Regions from separate parts of the Homo sapiens genome. Here region 1 is linked to region 2. Evidence: chromatin contacts called from ENCODE Hi-C data. All regions are on one chromosome and are shown on one strand. Each heading gives the region's core, a stretch centred on a gene start or an enhancer-like site at or near the end of the contact. The rest is flanking DNA. Distances are from core to core; before and after follow the strand shown.

Region 1 (2,845 bases), core at 257-2,756, 1.1 Mb before region 2:
CAAAGTGTAAAAATGTATTCATTTTAAAAGAACCTAAGGATTTTGGGGGACATTTTGATTAGGTAAGACAAAATGTTGTCTAGTTATTCACAACAAGGTACAGAAACAGTTCTCTACGACTCAGGAAGCACTGATCCCCGGGGGGATAAGGATGCTGTCAGGACTGCATTCCTCAGAGGAATGGGAACAGCCACGAGGCTTAGGTGTCAGAATCACCTACTTCTGGAAGACAGAGGAATATTCGTGGACAAAATGGAATAGAAGAAAATGAAAGAGTCAGCGGAGGAAGGAGACAACTGTGTCCTTGAGGATCTGGCCAGGGAAACAACTGGGCCACTTGAACAACAGAGAGAACTCCGTGCAGGGGATTGGTCACCCGTGACGGAGGGGGCCGAGCAGCAAACAGGGAGGGTGAGCAACAGCAGAAAGCGACAGCCACCCCTGGCTGGAGAGGCAAATGGAAGAGGTGCACGGGTCAGCCCTGTGGGAGGGGAAGCCGGAACAACAGCAGGTCTCCCCAGGGGACACAGTGGTGCTGCCGCCGTGTGGGCGGAAAACATCGGCAGAGCAGAGTCGGGGGAAAGGTTCCCAGGTCCCCCACTCTGGACCCTCGGTGGTCTAAGGCACCCAGAGGCGGCTGACTGGGAGCCTTGGACTCGGAGCAGCGCGTAGAGGGTGAGGGGCCTGCACAGGAGGAGCGGCCGGGCGGTGGAGTGTGTCCTGCCTCGGGTCCTCCCTCACCGGGGCCTCGTCAGGGATCCTCACAGAGGTTTGGTTTGGTTTGCTGGGATTTCTAGGGAAGGCAGCCGGGGTTTCATACCAGCCTGGTGGGACAGGGCGCTGTGGGGGAAGAAGAAACTGCTTTGCAAACCCACTTTCAGCAGTGACTGAGAAAGTCAGAAGAAAGCAAGCTGGAGAATTGGCAGAGGTGATAGGAGCTGCCCACGCAGGCAGCCAGCTGAGCCAGCCACACTGAGGGAAACCTCGAGGGCAATGACTCTGGCCAAGGGACACCTGGGTGACAGATGGAAGCCCGATTAGCTGTGGTCCAAAAAAGGGGTCCTCCAAAAAGCATAATGGAGGCCATTATTGTGCAGTTATGAATGAGAAAGTGGCTGAGTTTCCTTCAGTGTGTTGACCTCCTACATGGTAAGCACTAACAGCATAGTATGTCCTCAACACCAGACTAGGGGAATGAGTCTGTCACCAGGGTGCACTGTCCATCTTCGATTAGTTTTCCAGCTCTTACAATTCACAGGTCCTTTTAAATATTAGAATGTATTTGGTGCCACAACTGAAAGCATCGAGCTGCATTTGTAATCACCACACTATCCACCTGATCCTCCCTTGCTCTGCTGCTAGCCAAGGCAACTGTGAGAGGCTGGACTGTGCACCTCCACGCTGTGAAGCAGCAACTCTCCTGTTTCAGAAACCATGGGTTCCATCGCCCAGCTCCTGGCTCTGCTCCCACTTAACAGACGTGGGTTGGAGCATCACTGTGGCCATCGCATCCTCGCGTGCAACAGACAGGATGCACGATTTCCCTCCAGAGCCTGTGTCAGTCTGCTTGCCTGTGGCACCTTCACACCAAGCAGGGAAGTCTGCATTTTATGTCTTGAAGCAAATGCAGCTGTGCTTATAGTGGTCACCATCCCCGTGTTGACGACAGGGTTGCAAGGCAGAAGTGGGGCACAGCGGAAAGTCCTGGCCCATTTTCCATCTCCAAGCCCCCTCCCCTTGATCTTACTGGAATCTTCCCAATGCATTCTACATCATGTTTTCCTCAGGCTGAGATCTCCCCTGTGCAAGAAACAGTCTGAATCCTAACGAGATGTCTAAAAAGAGGCAAACAAGCAGCTCTAAATAATTCTGCCGTGCTTTGAGGGACAAAGTGAATAAATGCTAAAACATCATCTCTTTAGTTCTCAGGTTCTTAAAAACTTTCTAAAAAGCTGCTATTACCCCAGAAACACACTTTGAATGTTTCCCACTGTTTGGAAAAAGCAAAATACTTTTAAAATAAATAATGTGTGTATGCATATTCTATTTAACTCCATGATTTTTACAGAAAATTTTGAAAAACAAAAAATTAACGAGGAAGTACTTTAGCACCTACTATGGTTTCATGATGAGCAAGAAAATCGCCCAAAAGACTATTAACAAAATGTGCCTCTGGGAAGTCACCCAAGGAATAGTTCTGGTTATATATGACTGTGTATAGTCTATAGAGTTCAGGAAACTTAATATTGAGTTAAATCAGATTAAACTATCCTGGTACACTTTTCTTTATTAAGTCTACTTCTAAAATGTTGCCATAAATAAATTATTCTAAATTGATGAAATGAAGTAGAATGGTTAACATTTAAAGAAATCCTAACGGGAATTATTTTTTAAATCACACAGTCACCTCCTGTTTTGTTTAACATGTACTTCTGCAAACATTTGGATTTTATTAAGAAATAACTAAATTTAGGAGAGAATTTTAACTGCATTCTCTAACATCGATTTTTAAAACTGCTGCATATGAACATTATTTCCAGAATGCAAAAACAAATGAAGTTTCTTATAGTCTTTACACGCGAACAGGCGCCCCTACAGTCTTCCTCGTTTATCACCCACCGCTCAACCACCAAGCTGTCGTGGGATGGTGGCGACCTCTAGAGGCCACACTTAGGAACTGTCTGATTTAAAGTTCAACCTCTCTAGGCTCTTGGAAGAATCAGCAACAGAGCTTTTCCTCTAGGCTCTTAGAATCGTGAATACACAGAGCTTTTCCTTTCTCTTTCATGCATCGCTGCTCACAGCCCAGGTACTTCCACCTAACGCAATCATTTTCTCACACTTT
Region 2 (2,727 bases), core at 142-2,641:
TGACTGAGATATGACTGAGTTATTTTGGGTTCACAGACCAAAGGTAACTGAAAACACAGAAGTGAAACTGCAAATAAGTGGGTGCTATTATATCTGTGTGCAGACAGGGAGGGGAAAATTAAGCACAGGTGAACATACACATGAAACAACTTGAGACAAGCCTGGAAACTAAAATTCCAAAGCACGTGAAGAAAGACAGTCCCAGTGATGGAAGTCTGAGCTCCACAAACTCACTAAAGAAAGCATTCATCCCAAAGAAAGTGCAAGTGAGAGAGCAGTCTTCCAAAAGAGAGAGTGGCATCCAAAGAGACAAAATAAGAGCAATAGAACAGAAAGCGAACACAAACCAAGTAGAAAGAGACTATTTAAAGAGCCAGTTAGAAAGTATAAAAAAATAAATTTCAACAGGGTAATTAATGTGTAATAAGAATAAGGTGTTAGGGAATTAAAATGTTGTGGTGGCAAATATCCAAGTCTCATGGCCCCAAGTATGTTACCAGTGGAAGGTATCCAAGTAACCGGCGGTGAGTCTGTAGAGCTCTGCAGCAACCTTAGTTCTTGCCTCCTCAAAAGAAAGAATTCAACTGAGGGGCATAAGGCAGAAGAGGAGACCGGGACAAGTTTCAGAGCAGGAGTGGAAGTTTATTTAAAAAGGCTTTAGAACAGGGAAGAAAACAAAGTACGCTTGGAAGAGTCCCAAGTGGGCACTGAGGTCAGGTGCAGTGTTTAACCTTGACCCCAGGACTTTGTAGGCTTGCCCCTTTCCCATGATTCTTCCCTCAGGGGGGGCATTATTTCCCAGATGCACGGTGTCCTCCTTAGCCTTGGGAAGTGAGCACAGGCAGTGTGTTTAAGAAGCTGTGCACATGCCGGTCTGAGGCTTTCTTCCCTTTTCCTGTGGAGTGCCCCGAGTGGGTCATACTCCGCCATTTTGTCTCTTCATGCACATGCCCAGGAAGTTACTTCTCCCAGGCGCCTGCATTCAATGAACACTTTACTGCAACAGCTGTGGGGTATCAGTAAATGGCCTCTCCCTGGCACACGCTGACAATTTATCACTTTTAGAGAGGCAAAGTGATCATTGTCGAACCATCACCTGACATTCCTAGTGGATGAGGGAGGGCCCTTTCCTGGCCTGCTCATGCTTGTCTAAATACCTGTAACAAAAGACAGCACCAGAGTACTCAACCTGAATTACAGAGAAATTTAGAACAAAGAAAACATAAAAATGATCGTAAAAGAGTAAGGATAAATTGAGAAGCTCCGACATTCACCTGGAGTTGGAGTTAGATGGAATGGTGAACAGGCAACATTTGAAGAGATAGTGGCTTAGAATATCCCTGAAGTAAAAAGAGACATAACTTCACAGGTGTTTCCTGGGTGTATGTGCAACAGGGTAAACTTTCAAAGTCTGTATCTAGTTACGTCATAATGAAACTGAAGAATATCAGGGGTAGAAAGAAACTTATAAAAGTTTCCAGGAGATAGAAAAAAAAACAGTTAACCCACAGAAGACTGATAATTTCTTAACTAAATATTAAAATTAACCGCTGCCTAGAAAAATCCATTAAAGGATTAAGTATATCAATTAAAAGATTTAGTTCATGCAGATAGCATAATTATTCATAATACAAATTGAAGCATCCCGTTCAAAAAAGGTAATTCCAGGCACAACCATAAACAAGAGTTTATGGTTATAATAAGAACCATAAACTCTTATCACTAGAGTATATCTTTGAGTTCTGTTCAACCTCTTCCTCTGTCTACACTTTAAAAGTCTGCAAATCTTTGGATTTGCACATGAATAACCCTCAGATCTGCCCTTTCAGTCCTGCTGCCTTTCTCCCCACGCAAATACCTGTGACCATCTCCTCCACTTCGATACTCAGCCCCACTCAAGGAACTCTTCAAGCAGTAGGATAACATCATGTGAGGTGCCTTTTTTTCTTATCTTGGTGAATGCTATCTGCACCCATTGCACAGTACTAACACACTATCTTATGATTTATCTACATGGTGCAGCAGTATGTTCCTTCAGTGTAAAGCAAAACATAATTTTTATCTGATATTGTATTTTGCAAGCAAAGCCTCAAATAGTTCATTAATTGTTAAATAATTATGTAGATGGCTTGAAGATCATTTTATAACGTGCACAAATGTTTTGCAAATTTTCCTTTATAAGTTTAAATGTTTTTTAATGATATTGGGAGGAATCAGTGGGCATTTCTGTCGGGCTGGGGACATTACAATTTTCCCAATGTAAAATAACAAAACGTAGTCTTCTGCTTTCGGAAAATTCAGAATTAGTTTAGATTTGTGTAATGAAAGTTACTTGGATTTGCAATGCAGTCATTATTGCAGTCACAACTGATTTTTCACCTTCTGGTTTAAGATCTTGTTATGCAACAATACAAGAAACTCATCTACAGAAAGCTCTGCAATGAAACCCGTATTGTAAGAGGGATTCGGTGACCCAACAGAGTGGGACTAGCACACCCGTTGCTTCGGGTCTGACCCTACCTGCCTCTTCATCTGTGCACCATTCCTCTCCCACCCCTAGGACCAGTTCATGCAACTTGAGTTTGTCTGATCAGTCATGATTTTAAGTAGGATGAGAGTTAGGTCCTGCATGTGAGGATTCAGTATTGAATTATACTTGCAGCTTGGACTAGCATGAGGGTTCTAGGTCCTTTGTTCCCTTGACAATGTTGAATTTTACCTGAGCCT

The links. Hi-C counts contacts between places; a loop is a spot of excess contacts on that map. Pooled maps may share reads with other maps.
Region 1: a map with no recorded cell type shows a loop between it and region 2 (4-fold over the local background). The contact joins two enhancer-like sites. A Hi-C loop is called at or near these places in 6 of 37 single-sample maps with no recorded cell type and 5 of 50 pooled maps.

The regions. Positions count from the first base shown.
Region 1 is chr5:6,820,859-6,823,703 of GRCh38, reverse strand. The region is part of intron 1 of LINC02236 (long intergenic non-protein coding RNA 2236); the gene reads right to left. Among named protein-coding and RNA genes, the nearest start is that of MIR4278, 5.6 kb to the left of the region's middle. RefSeq lists an enhancer at 1-572. Within about 2 kb of position 1,506, at least 2 of the 41 ENCODE cell types and tissues checked have a DNase peak (open chromatin) inside an H3K27ac peak, as active enhancers do.
Region 2 is chr5:5,750,360-5,753,086 of GRCh38, reverse strand. No RefSeq gene overlaps it. Among named protein-coding and RNA genes, the nearest start is that of ICE1, 330 kb to the right of the region's middle. RefSeq lists enhancers at 17-156, 307-366. Within about 2 kb of position 1,391, at least 3 of the 41 ENCODE cell types and tissues checked have a DNase peak (open chromatin) inside an H3K27ac peak, as active enhancers do.